2 separate regions of the Homo sapiens genome follow, and region 1 is linked to region 2. Evidence: chromatin contacts called from ENCODE Hi-C or POLR2A ChIA-PET data. All regions are on one chromosome and are shown on one strand. Each heading gives the region's core, a stretch centred on a gene start or an enhancer-like site at or near the end of the contact. The rest is flanking DNA. Distances are from core to core; before and after follow the strand shown. Region 1 overlaps ITGA2 (integrin subunit alpha 2). Region 2 overlaps ITGA2 (integrin subunit alpha 2).

The links. Hi-C counts contacts between places; a loop is a spot of excess contacts on that map. ChIA-PET counts read pairs that join two places held with the same protein, here RNA polymerase II (POLR2A). Pooled maps may share reads with other maps.
Region 1: a loop to region 2 is called in a map of naive thymus-derived CD4-positive, alpha-beta T cell, with 5 times the contacts of the local background. The contact joins two enhancer-like sites. A Hi-C loop is called at or near these places in 2 of 168 maps with a recorded cell type or tissue (MCF 10A and naive thymus-derived CD4-positive, alpha-beta T cell) and 11 of 50 pooled maps. POLR2A ChIA-PET finds 5 or more read pairs at or near these places in 4 of 52 experiments (MCF 10A, activated CD4-positive, alpha-beta memory T cell and activated naive CD4-positive, alpha-beta T cell).

Annotation. Positions count from the first base shown.
Region 1 is chr5:53,003,358-53,010,231 of GRCh38, forward strand. The region is part of intron 1 of ITGA2 (integrin subunit alpha 2); the gene reads left to right. Among named protein-coding and RNA genes, the nearest start is that of ITGA2-AS1, 17 kb to the left of the region's middle. Within about 2 kb of position 1,679, at least 4 of the 41 ENCODE cell types and tissues checked have a DNase peak (open chromatin) inside an H3K27ac peak, as active enhancers do.
Region 2 is chr5:53,068,276-53,075,121 of GRCh38, forward strand. ITGA2 (integrin subunit alpha 2) reads left to right here. Exons shown (of 30, transcript NM_002203.4): 17 at 1,834-1,985; 18 at 3,663-3,773; 19 at 4,338-4,420; 20 at 4,843-4,984; 21 at 6,110-6,202; 22 at 6,786-6,846. Among named protein-coding and RNA genes, the nearest start is that of MOCS2, 38 kb to the right of the region's middle. Within about 2 kb of position 1,541, at least 2 of the 41 ENCODE cell types and tissues checked have a DNase peak (open chromatin) inside an H3K27ac peak, as active enhancers do.

The DNA.
Region 1 (6,874 bases), core at 429-2,928, 65 kb before region 2:
CACCCCAAAATTTAGTGATATGAAACCACAACCTCACTTATTATCTCTCATGGTGTCTTGGGTCAGGGCTTTGAGAATGGCTTGGCTGGACCATCTCACTCGAAGTCTCTCACATACTGTTAGAGGGAGGCAGCTCTCCCTCTTCCTGTGGTATCCTCAAGCCTCTCCACATGGTGCCCTCTGAGTAAGTTGACTTCTTGCATGGTGGGTAGGGCACCAAAGGCAACCATCCCAAAAGAAACTGGCAGAATGGATGGGCTTTTATAACCTTGGCTCAGAAATCACATAACTGCATCTATTCATCAAAGCAATCACAAAGTCTCACCTAGATTCAGGGGGAGGAGACTTAAGATTCCACCTATGGATGGGGAGTGTCAAAAGATTTCCAGACATATTTTTAAACAAAGTAGTAACTTAATAAACTTAATGGTCCTCGACCATTCATTGTTTTCTTTTTCTTTTTCTTTTTTAGAGACAGAGTCTCACGACGTTTGCCCAGGCTGGTCTTGAACTCCTCAGCTCAAGCGATCTGCCCTCCTCAGCCTCCCGAAGTGCTGGGATTACAAACTTTTGAGAGACCATGCGAGGCCCCATTTGTTGTTTAGACCAGTGTTTGGGCATGGATATTATTGACAATTGGGGCCAGATAATTTTTTTTGAAGTAGTAAGGTAGGCTGGGGGTGTCTGGTCTGTGCATTGTAGGATATTGATCATCAGCCCTGTCCTCCACCCACTAGATGTTAATAGCAATACACTACTCCAGCTGCCCTAGAGTGACAACCAAAAATATGCCCAGACATTACTAAATGTCCTCTGAGGGATAAAATTACATCCAGTTGAGCACCACTGCACTAAATGAACATATATTAAGCACATTTAATGTTCATGGCAACATAAAAGAGAACTCCAACTCTGGAGAGTAAGTTAAATCCCATCATTTTTCTGAGTAACTTTAGATAAGCCATAGGCAAACAATTCCCTACCTTGTTGGGTCATTGGGAAGATCGAAGGGGATTATAAGTGAAAAAGTATTTTTCATATTGTAAAAGCATATGGAATATTATTTAAAAAAAAATCAGTACACTTGGTATGCATCCATTTTTATCATCATTCATTTATTTAAGGGACCTTCTTAAGGGACTTTTATGGAGTGCCTATTGTATACCCACAGAGTGTCAGGCCTGGGGCACTGGAGGATTGAGGCAGCCAGCCCCCTTCCAGAAGCTCTTCTTTCCATTTCTAGCATCACCTGGACAGGAGAATAGTAGCACCTAGATCCTTAGTGACTGTAAAGTTTGACACTTAAAGCAAGGACTTTCTAAGAAAATTGCATCTTTCTTTTTTTAATAAAAGTAAGGGGAAATGTTATGCCACTGCATTCCAAAAGCAGTTGTAAGGGTCCTTTTGTGCTTTTGGTTTTTGCTCTAATGTTTTGTTTAAGGACTAGAGCCATAAACCAAACATTGCAGAACTTAAATCTTTACACAGTGTGTGGTCATTTCCAAAAGGCCTACAACTTCTAAGTTTAGTTGCTTTGTTTTTTTTTTTTTTTTTTTTTTTTTTTTTTTTTTTTTTTGGAGGGGGAGGAGAGGACTTTCTACTTGCATTACTGTCCTTTCAACATGAAGACAATGCTATTGGAAAATGAGATTTCCTGTGGTGATGTATGTGTTCAAAAGATCTAATGTGACCTATGATCATTTCCCGTTGCCATACACATTCTGAGTAATGATGAGATACACTTTAGAGTTTGAAGTCTATTTGCTTAGGTTCAGAGTCAGGGTCTGAGTAACCCCACTTCCTGTTTGTGTGACTTCCTGGAGGGTCCATGGAAGGATAATATTTTCTTGGCTTTTGTGGTGTGCTTCTCGTGTGTGTCAGCAAAATGCAGCAACGTGTCATCCTCCTAACCATTAGACAGCAATTTTCAGAAATGTGAATATAAATTTGCTCAGGATATACTTTTTATGTTAGAGATGAAAGTGGGGGCCAGGTGGGCAGATCACTGGAGGTGAGGAGTTTGAGACCAGCCTGGCCAATGTGGTGAAACCCCATCTGTACTAAAAATACAAAAATTAGCCAAGCATTGTAGCAGGTGCCTGTAATCCCAGCTAACAGGAGGCTGAGGTAGGAGAATTGCTGGAACCCGGGAGGTGGAGGTTGCAATGAGCCAAGATTGCACCACTGCACTCCAGCCTGGGCAACAGAGCGAGACTCTGTGTCAAAAAAAAAAAAAAAAGATGAAAGTGGGATAATAAATTGCTATGCCTTATTAAATTTCTCAAGAAGTGTGCCCCCCTCAGTAGTGTATAATGATACTAATCGTAAAAACAAAAAAAATCTACTAAGTACTTACCATTTGTTAGACACTGGGTTGAGAGTTTTATATGCATTGTCTGACCACAATGAGGTAAACATATACATGATATCTATTTTACAGATGGGAAAGGAATGGCTTATACAAAACAAGGAACTTGCTCAAGGTCACAGTACTATTCAAACCTCAGAGGCCAAGCTCTTAGGCACTGCGATATACTACTGGCTTTGCTCAGTAAATGGACCTTTCAGCTTAAAAAATGCTGTACATCACAAACTAACACAGAAACAGAAAACCAAACACAGCATGTTCTCACTCGTAAGTGGAAGCTGAACAATGACAAGACATGGACCCCGGGAGGGGAACAACACACACTGGGGCCTGTCGGTGGGGGCGAGGGGAGAGAGAGCATCAGGATAAGTAGCTAATGCATGCTGGGCTTAATACCTAGGTGATGGATTGATAGGTGCAGCAAACCACCATGGCACACGTTTACCTATGGAACACAAACCTGCACATTCTGCACATGTATCCCAGAACTTAAAATAAAAAGTTACAGTTGTGAAATTTTTTAAAAATGGTGTACATCTCTTAATGGTATTAGCATACTTCTGCCATGCCATCACCCCGTAATATAGTCAGTCTTCTTTTTAGGGTTCTCCTATAGCTAGATTCTTGAAAAAGTTAAATGTTCTGTCAAATTCTAAATAGAAAATACAATGTGTTTATTTGCATGAACATATGTGTATATAGGTATGTATATTTTAAATTAATCTGTCTTTTAATTCATTGATGTATATACCTGCACAGTAGCCTGCATTCAAGAGGATTTATTAGTTAATTAAACTGTTCTTTATTAATCTCCTATTATATCCGTAACTTATTGTTAGGTGGAAAGGTGAAGCAATCAGTGTTTATTCAGTAATTATTATTGAACCACGACCATGTGCAAGGTATTATTCTAAGTGCTGGGGAATATATCAGTGAACAAAATAGACACAGCCCCTCTCTGTTAGGGTCAAAGGCATATTTATTATAAAACAAGTGAAGCCGAAGTTTCAGGGGCCCTCCCTGTGCACTTCCCTTCCTCTGTTTTCACAGTGCCAGATATTTTCATTCAACATGCAAAAGGTTAAGGTCACCGTCTCTTTTCTATCCTAACACAACATATTTCAACAACAAAAACATAAAAAAAAATTCATTAATCAACTTCATCAATTCAGAGGTTCTGGATTAATCACTATAAAACAAAGCATGAGGTGCCTTGAAATGCTGTAGCTCCTATGCAGACTTAGAAAACAGTCCTAAACATGTGCATGGCATCACAAACAGGGAGGTGTGAAAGTGAAAGGAGCTTTTCCTAACTACGAATAATGATAATTTTAAAAATTCAATGTAGCATGCTAGAAGAAAAAATGAATTCTCTTGTTCTCTTTAGAGAATAGGACTTAATAAAATTGCTGTCATGTGAAGAGGTGATATAGAGCAGAGCCCCAAACTAGGAAAAAACGAGTTGCATAAGTGTGTCAGGCAATCAGTTGGATTTCCAGGAAGTACACTACAGTAAGAGCTGCCAATAGTGAGCATCAAAGAAGTTGGAAGAAAGGTATGCACAGGCTAGGATGGTCAGAAAAGACCCTAACCAAAATTTATAGAGAAGTGGCTTGTGAACAGGGTATAATAAAAGAAATACTAACTTCAGTTATGTCTGTTTTTTCCATATATTGCCTCAAGATATGTGAGACATATCCTGCTAATGAGCAAGTTAGGTGACAGGCACTGACTTGCTAAATACACACAAAATATGCTATTTTGAGAGAGAGAAACGGGGAGAGAGAGAGAAAAAAAAAAGAGAAAGTTTATCCTTTCACATAGAAGCAATTTAGGAAGAAGTGGAGAAGTAGAAAGTGACTTCATGAGATGGTATTTCTAGTAACTCTTGGGCCAACACACTTTCTTCTGTATTTCACTGTCTTCCTCTCAGCCACTGAGAGACGGCAAGTCTACCAGATGGTGGCTTACCCTCCAGCAATCTTATGAAAAAGAGAGAATCTATTGAGTTGTTAAGAAGCACTAAGTCATAATAAATGGACATTAGAGGCAATTGCAATGGGCTTTTGGAGATGTTCCTGGCCTGAAGATTGAATTTTTGAAATGTGAAAGGGCCTCCAAATGATCTAAACACATGCCACAGTACTCCAGGACTTGATGCAGTTACAAAACAAAATGAAAACAACTTTGGATTGTTTTCACACAAAATATAAACCTTAAATGATACAACTGGAATTATTGTATATCTGTCCTTATATTTATATCTGTGCATAAATGTATGGACAGAATTATCTTCAAAACCTGAAATAGTAAATTGGAATTTTCTGGTGTAATATACTTTCTCCTTGTATTAGTCAGCTCGGGTTATCATAACAAAATATCACAGACTAGGTGGCTTAAACAAGAGAGACATATTTTCTCACAGTTCTGGAGGTTAAAAGTTCAAGATCAAGGCTCTCTCAGGTTGGTGTTGGTTTCTACTGAGGACTCTCATCCCGGCTTATAGATGGGCACTTTCTCACCATGTCCTCACATCACCTTTCCCTATGTGGGTACTGAGAGAGAAAGATCTCTGGTGTCTCTTCTTCTTGTAGGGACATCAGTCATACTAGATTAGGGCTTCACTCTTAGGACCTCATTTGACCTTAACCACTTCATTAAAGGCTCTGTCTCCAAATACAATCACATTGAGGGTTAGGGTTTGAATACAGGAATTTTGAGAGACACAATTCAGTTTGTAACACCCCCTTTGGCTTAATGGTTTAAGGGGTTTATTTCTGGTCATGGAAGTGACGCTCATGTATTTCTTTGATATGAACACAAAGTAAGTGTCAAACATATGATATATGGACACACTGTAAAAAACAAATAGCCGCAAATCATGAAGCAGGATATTATCGCCAGATGTCAGCTAGAGTCTCTCTCTCTCTGCCTCTTAAAATTGAGATAAGATTTATTCAAATCCCTATTCCATTCTTATAAGAAAATGCAGTGCCCTCTCAAGATTTCCGTGAACTCCCAGGAGATGTGCATTTTCATTGACTTGGGCCCTCACTTCCTGACTGCAGAGTGTTTATTCTCCACTCTGCCAGGTCTGGTATTTGATTTTGACCCTAGGTACAGTCAATACATTAGCCTGATACTGTCTCATGGATGCTACAAGATGCCATGACATGCATGAGTCAGAGAAGGACTTTATTACTCACAGCACAGCAGGCAGCACGAGTATGAGCATGTGTCTATCAGTTCCCCTTTCCCCACTCTAGTCTCATAGTGTTACATGAAGGGGCCCAGACAGACACCTGCACACAGTGGGGTGCAAGACAGGAAAGAAACAATGAGCTTGGTGGACCTGCTGCTTTATAGCAAGCAGTCAGCAAGCCTTCTCTTTGACCTGGGGGAAGAGATTATCTCACCCCTCAATATTATTCATCATAAACACAATGCTAAGAAATGGCCCAGGTAAATAGTAGTCAGGGCCTTGCATTCTTGATATACCCATTGTATTAAGTTGAATGGTAGTCTCCCCCAAATATGTCTCTATTCTAATCCCCAACACCTATGAGTATTACCTTATCTGGAAAGAGGGTTTCTGTAGATTGCCTTGAGGAGACTGATGGTAAAAACATGAAGGCTCAAGCTACTTCTGGTGAGGGCTCAGAAGGAAACCAGGAATATGCTGTTGGAAACTGCAGAAAATGTCCTCATTATACAGCGGCAGAATATTTGACCTAATTGGGTCTTATTGTTGTTCAGAAAGCATACAACTTTTAAGTGAGGAACTTGGATATTTAGCTGAGCAAATTTTCAAGCAAAATATTCAAGGTGTAGCCTGTTTTTACCTGCTAGATATAGTAAATTGTGAGAGGAAAGAGATAATTTGAAGGATCACCACTTGATGATCTGGCAAATTCTCAGCCTATCTAGATTGATTATATATTTTATATATATATGCTGAGTGTTATGGACTGAATGTTTGTGTCTCTCCAAAATGCATGTGTTGAAATGCAATCCCCAGTGTGATGGCATTTGGAGATTGAGTCTTTGGAACATAATTAGGTCATGTGGATAGAGCTGTCTTCCTGCCTTGTGAGGATGCAACAAGAAGTCAGCAGCCTGAAACTTGGAAGAAGGCTCTCACCAGAACTTGACCATGCTGCACAATGATTTTAGACTTCCATCTCCAGAACTGTTAAGAAATAAACTTCTGTTGTTGGCCACCCAGTCTATGGTACTTTGTTATAACAGGCGGAATGAAGACACTCATATTAGGAGTTTCACTGTTAGAAAAGCATCCTCTGAAAGCAAAGGGTGTGGCTAGACATCCTTTTGTGGAAAAGATTAGGTATGTGGTTGCCAGATCCTCTCAACCATCTCAGCAACAATCAAAATAGTGATGAGGTTATCCAGGAAAGATTTCCTGTGGAGAGCTCTTTTGTTTAGTGGCATGAATCCTGCATTACCTACATAAGAAACCTGCAAATTTTTAAAAAAATGTTATCTCAG
Region 2 (6,846 bases), core at 291-2,790:
GCAGATGTTCAAAGATTGACCCAATTTTGAGTAGCATATGTCACTTGACCTGCCATGTAGCACATCTAACTGAGCACACATGATAGTTAAGTCAAAAACCGTTGCTGCATAAACATTGTGGCTAGTCTGCCTAATAGGTTAACTTGGGAAATATATTATTTGGCAGAAACAGCAAACTGGTCAGCTCTTCTGGCCCCGAAGCATAGAGGTGTCTCATGTATCTTCCCTTTTTGACTATACTTCAACCCTTATGGTGATGCACACTCAAAAATTCTACTTTCAGAGAATTTCCTTCCCATCCACAGGCTGCCGAGGGTTTCTGGCCTTTCTTACTATTGGGCATCTTTCCCTTTAAATCTTTTTTCCTGATGCCTTCAGGTCCACAAAGACAAGCCAAGTGAAATGATTGTGAGCTCATTTGTCACTTCATTGCTTGGCAATAATAGTATGTAAGACGTGAATCCCATCTTCACAACTGTGGAAAGTGAATTTATAAAGCATATGGTTTCTATCATTTATTGCATCAGGTGCACACTTCACTTTAAGATTAATAACATAGCCCATGAAGCGATGTATCATTTTTATAAAGCTGCTTGAAAAAAAAAGGAAAAGCATTATAATGTGGACTAACTTTGTCCTAACTGCACTCACCTCCTTGCCATTGTTTTTCCTTTACATCATCTTCACAACTTATTTTTAGTTTATTTAATTCTTTAATATTTTATCTATCTTTGTTGGCATTGTTAAGTCACTGGAGCAAGAAAAATTGTACAACATATATGATAGATTTTTTTCAAGGTAACATGTAGAATTCATGTTTTGGGAAGTATATACAACCTTTAAAATATTGAAAATAATAAAGTAAGATAGAATAACCCCAAATAAGGCAATAAGGCAGCTGATGCTGTGAATGGCACCAGGTGTTCTCTCTCAATTTTGGACACACGGCCAGTGGACTTTAGTTGAAGGTAATAATTCTGATAGTTTAGACATCGGCTACTGACATCAGTTATTATCACATAATTTTTTTTCATGAGTTGGTATTAGGAAACAGAGGTTCAAAGAGGGTAAGTAAATTGCCCCAAGTCACAGAGCTCATAAACAGCAGAATTAGGATTCAAACCAAGTCTGCCTGACTGAGACTTTATTGCTGCAGTGTTGCATGCATTTCCCTATGTGAGCATCTAGAATAGGTCAAGCACTGTCCATGTTCCCTTAGAGTATCTCAGTTAATCTTCACAATAACAATTAATTCTTACAACTGGATGGAAGCAGAAAGAATATGAGCTCTTATTTCAAAAATACCCAACTTTTACTTCTGACTAGCCATGTGAACTTAGGTGAATTATTTTACATCACTTATTCTAGTACATTATTTGAAAAATAAGATAATAAAATTCACTTTCCAGATTCATTGTAAAACTTGTATGGCATACATGAGAATGTGTCCAGTTGCAGGCGCTCAGCAACTGTTCCTTTCCATTCTGTGTCTCCGTGTTATGAGTAATGAAACCCGTGCTTGTGGGAGTGAGCAATTTGCCCAGGTTCATCACAGTAGGTTTCCTGGCGGCAAGTCTAGTTTCCTTTCCACTGCTCCCAGCCACATTTCTCTGAATCACATTTCTTTGTATGCACAGTCACCTACGTCACATCAGAGCTAGAATGACAAATGCTTTGTGGTGCTAGCTATGGTTCACAAGCCACCAATATGAAGACTATTTCCATATTTTCTTGATGTGAGATACTTTGTCCAAGAAGACACAATAAAGCAAAGATGCTTTTTCCTATAAGTTGATTTGAAATAACATTTCTTTATGATTTTTTTTATCATAGCCATTGTATATAACATCACACTTGATGCAGATGGATTTTCATCCAGAGTAACCTCCAGGGGGTTATTTAAAGAAAACAATGAAAGGTGCCTGCAGAAGAATATGGTAGTAAATCAAGCACAGAGTTGCCCCGAGCACATCATTTATATACAGGTAAGGCCTCAGGAACATCCCTTTTGACTTTATTTCTTCCTAAAGACGAGAGAGTGGTAAAAGTCAAAAATGGAAGCTTATGAGTTAGAAAATGCTCACCCTTCCAATGAATGCCTTTCTTATGTAATTCCATAAATAAGAAGCATATTTACTTTATGCTAATATTTATGGTCACAATCTATTATATAAGTCAGCAACATCAAATTTCATTTAGAATTGCAATGAAAGGGCTAAAAATACAATTCTTAAAGAAATCATAGATACAGTGTTTTCTTAAATGTTTAACAGAGAGAACTTTCCATTGGCAATAAATGTTATTTTGATATTTTCCTATCAGGGAAAAATTTTATTTATTGTTCAGCTACTGAAAAATAACTCCAATTGTGGTTTCTACTATTAGATTTAAGTTAACATAGATGAAATATAGTAGATTATGAGATAACAATTATTTGTTCTAATCGTATGCTGTAATTACTGTATTTAACATGGATTTTGAAAATTTCCCAAGTGAGAAAAATGCTTTTCAGGAGAAAACTTCCAGCCGGAAATTTATTTTATAAATGATGTGAATATTTCCACCTTGGAAACCACATAATGGCATTTGAAAGGATAATTTACTCAGGAAATCACTTTTTTAAAAGGATATTTAAGTACTTTCTTAGAATACAGTTCTCAGAATTTAAGGTGCGAAAGAACTGCCAGGGAAACTTTTGGGAAATGTATATTCTGGGTTCTTACCATCAGAAATCTAGGTTTGAAGGCCCAAGGAATATGCAGATCTAAGGAGCAACCCAAATATTTCTGATGTAAATGGATGGTACAGAGAGATCTTACTTCAAGAAATGCTAAGTGTAAACACTAGAAAAACATAAAGTTGACGGTTAGATGAATTAAAATCAGTTGAGTTGTTTAGTTCATTTTTCAATTTGAAGGTTTCTTGTTTGTGAAGACGTAGACTTCTTTTTTGTTAAAGTGACAATTTTATAGATTCCTTAAAGGAAAAAATCTTATTTCCCTTCTCTCCCATCCTGTGCTGACTGGTGGATCAGATTATACATGCAATCCCTAGTGAGGAAATGGAGACAGCCAAGCTGTTTTTCTTTAAAGTTTAAAAAAACAAAATCCTTTTTCACTATTTGATATCAATGCCAGTTAAAGTACATCCTACTTGCTAAGCCCGCAGCCAGCCAAGGAAACATCTCCTCATAGTCCAGAGCTGTCATGGTAGACAGGCCCCCAGAAGGAATAAGTCCTTCTGGGAGGACTTCTGGGAGGCCCCCAAGAGTTAAGAGTAAGTCCTGCCTGTGAATGGACTAAAGAATACCAAGATACCGCTTCTGAGGAAAAGGCAAATTCAAATGTTAGGGTTTCATTTGTATAGACATAGTGCTTTTTTGACAAGAACTGATGAGCTTAACTAAGAATCCCTGCTTCAAATTCTTACTAGACCCAAGTCTCTTTTGGTTTCTTAGTAGAAGAGAGGCTAAAAGCAGAATTAGGATGGAAGAAAAGAAGCGAGAGTCTTGATTATTCACAACAAAGATATTCTACATAATTGAGAGCTGACTGTGCTCTAAATTGTAAACACATTTGGAATCATTTTCTTGTTTTAATGTTGCTATGCTCTAATAAACTGACTCTGTCTCCCCCTGTATGTTTGTGTGTGTGTATGTTTAGGAGCCCTCTGATGTTGTCAACTCTTTGGATTTGCGTGTGGACATCAGTCTGGAAAACCCTGGCACTAGCCCTGCCCTTGAAGCCTATTCTGAGACTGCCAAGGTCTTCAGTGTAAGTGCAGCTTACACTTCCTGGATTTAGACTGGCAAATAAAGTTCCACAGTCACTGCAATAGTGTCTGAAGGATGGTTAGGATGCAGCCTGAAAATTCTTAATTTTCTAAATGAACTACAATTACATATGCATAAAGTTCACTAACACTTAAGTTCCATGACAGCAGGGATTTTTGTCTTTCTTGTTCACTGCTGTGTTTCCACTCCCTAGAGCAGGGCCTGGCCCATTGTATGTGTTCAATATATATTTGTTGAATAAATAAATAAAAATAAAGTAAATGCCTTGTGCTCATACTCAAAAAATATTACCAATACATATGAAGCTCTGCGTATAGCTGTCCCCGCCATAGACACTTTCATCTAGCTCCCCCTGTGCAAATGATTATCTTGAATTGTGTGTTTATTAATGCTTTTCTTTATTATTTTGTTAAACATTTATATATTCCTAGAACATTGTTTGGTTTTGTACTTTATGTAAATAGAATAATATTCTATGTATTCTTCTGTAATTTGCTTTTTCAACCCAAGAGCAAATGTATGGATCTTTTTTCCTTTTTCGTAGATTCCTTTCCACAAAGACTGTGGTGAGGACGGACTTTGCATTTCTGATCTAGTCCTAGATGTCCGACAAATACCAGCTGCTCAGTAAGTTTTACTTTAAAGCTTGTTGTAAAATGTAGAAATAAAAGACATACTAGATTACTTTATTCAAACGAATGTTTATAGAGTTTTTCTACAAAAGAAACATTCATAACTCATAAATACCTTTAAAAACTAAATTTCAATGTCTACCATCCACATAGGAGTAAAACAATAAGAAATATAAAATTATCTGTATTTAAATGGTTCCATTCCCTCTAATACAATAGCAACAAAGAACAATCCAATTGCATTTACTTATTTGTTGTCAGTATCATTTTGATGCAAAGATAGTTTATTACACAGCAATTTTCTCAGTATTCTAAGTAAGTCTAAAGAGTTTAGTTTTTTAATGAGTGAAATTTTAAAATACTGGCCTTTTTATTTAACAGTAATGGCTTTTCCCCCCTCCTTTTTACTTTTAACAGAGAACAACCCTTTATTGTCAGCAACCAAAACAAAAGGTTAACATTTTCAGTAACGCTGAAAAATAAAAGGGAAAGTGCATACAACACTGGAATTGTTGTTGATTTTTCAGAAAACTTGTTTTTTGCATCATTCTCCCTGCCGGTATGTGATGAGACCCTGTACTTACTTCCACCATGCTTCCTACTTATAGATCACTGTCTTCTCTATGTCCTCTGAGTTGTTTAAAGAAGCACCTTAACCCTCAACATGATCAATCTGAACTTTGTGGCTTCCGACTAGTTAAACTGCATGAGAACATAGTCTGGCTCTATATCTAGATTCTGCTTGACAGCTTGGGTCAGTTTTTCCCTTATCCTGAGACTTGGCAGCAGTAGCCAGACACTCCCATAACTCTTCTTGAGCTATCAGTGTGATGAGGCTGCTGCATTCTGCACAGATGTGGTGCACTTGCTCTGAGACATTTGAGTCCCAAAGCTTAGCCTGAGCTTTGCAACTATGGTTGTTGCTGCTGCCAAGATGATGCACGCCAGCAAAGCCAACTAATCACATTGACTTGATCATTATACCAGGAGCACACTTGACTGTGAGTGCTCCCTGGTCCCTCCTCTACCACCAAATTATGAAGAAAAAAGGGAGAGAAGGAAAAGCTGAGATTTTCCAAATGAGCTATCTGATTAAAGGATTAAACAATGATTTCATTTAATTTAGAGTTAATGTGATCTTAATAGGCTTAGAGTTCTAAACCTAACCTGACCTTGGTGTTTAAACACCCTGTGCCAAGTGGCAACTACTTCCTTTAAAGGGAAAAAAAAACCTGAAGAAAACTAAAAAAAAAAAAAAAAAAAAAACCCTCAAATTACTTAAAATACAGACAAACACCAACATATGATTTTACTTTCTTCTCTTGAAAATGCTTCAAATAAATTGAGAAGAACATATTCCTAAAGCCAGCATTTCAAAATATTGAATTAAAGCTATTCGTGCATCTGAAAATAAAAACTATCATTTTTTTCTGGGGAAAAAATACAGTATTTAATCTTTTCTTTGTTTTGTTGGATGTTCTAGGTATCTTTAGGGTTAGCAATAAAAGTAGTATATTAGCCACCTGGGCAGTATAAAATTTCAAGTCTTGAGGTATAATAAATTATTTCAGTATGAACCAACCTTACTGCTAAAATGCCACTGTACCTCTTTTACCAGGTGCGTGCATACACACACAAATGTTGTATGCCAATTGATCATTGTTGTTTCCTTGGTCTTGTTCAGGTTGATGGGACAGAAGTAACATGCCAGGTGGCTGCATCTCAGAAGTCTGTTGCCTGCGATGTAGGCTACCCTGCTTTAAAGAGAGAACAACAGGTACAACTTGCATTTCATCCTCCAATCCATACAAGCCCTCCTTAGCACATATGCTAATTTACCAACATAACATCTTGCTATCATGATTTGATAGGCATCACAAAATAACTAGCTGCATACTTAGGGGAAGTTTTCAATATCTAAATGTTTTCTTTAAATTATTAATAAAAATGGGATTTTCTCCATGCAATTCATTCCAAAAGGTACACATACTATGGAAAGTTCTTTTTGTCTAAATATGTTGAGCAACATTGGTCAAAGCACTATACACAGAGTCACAGAGATCATTTATTAACCCCTAGTAACAAGTTTCACATCAGCTCAAAGCTTCCAAATTCAGACAGGTATATACGCCTGGATAACTTACATGTGTCACTTGGAAGTCAAGCTTCTCTAATTCTAATGTGAGGCATAGTAAAACAAGGTGGACAAATAAAGATATTCCACAAATTTGAAAGCTTAAGGTATATAAAATTCAGAATCAAATTTGAGTGAGTTTACTTTTATGAGAAACATTTTTTTTTTCACGTTGGCCTCTGAGTATGAAGCATCATAGACTGAGAAATTTTAATTTTGTCTTTAGGTGACTTTTACTATTAACTTTGACTTCAATCTTCAAAACCTTCAGAATCAGGCGTCTCTCA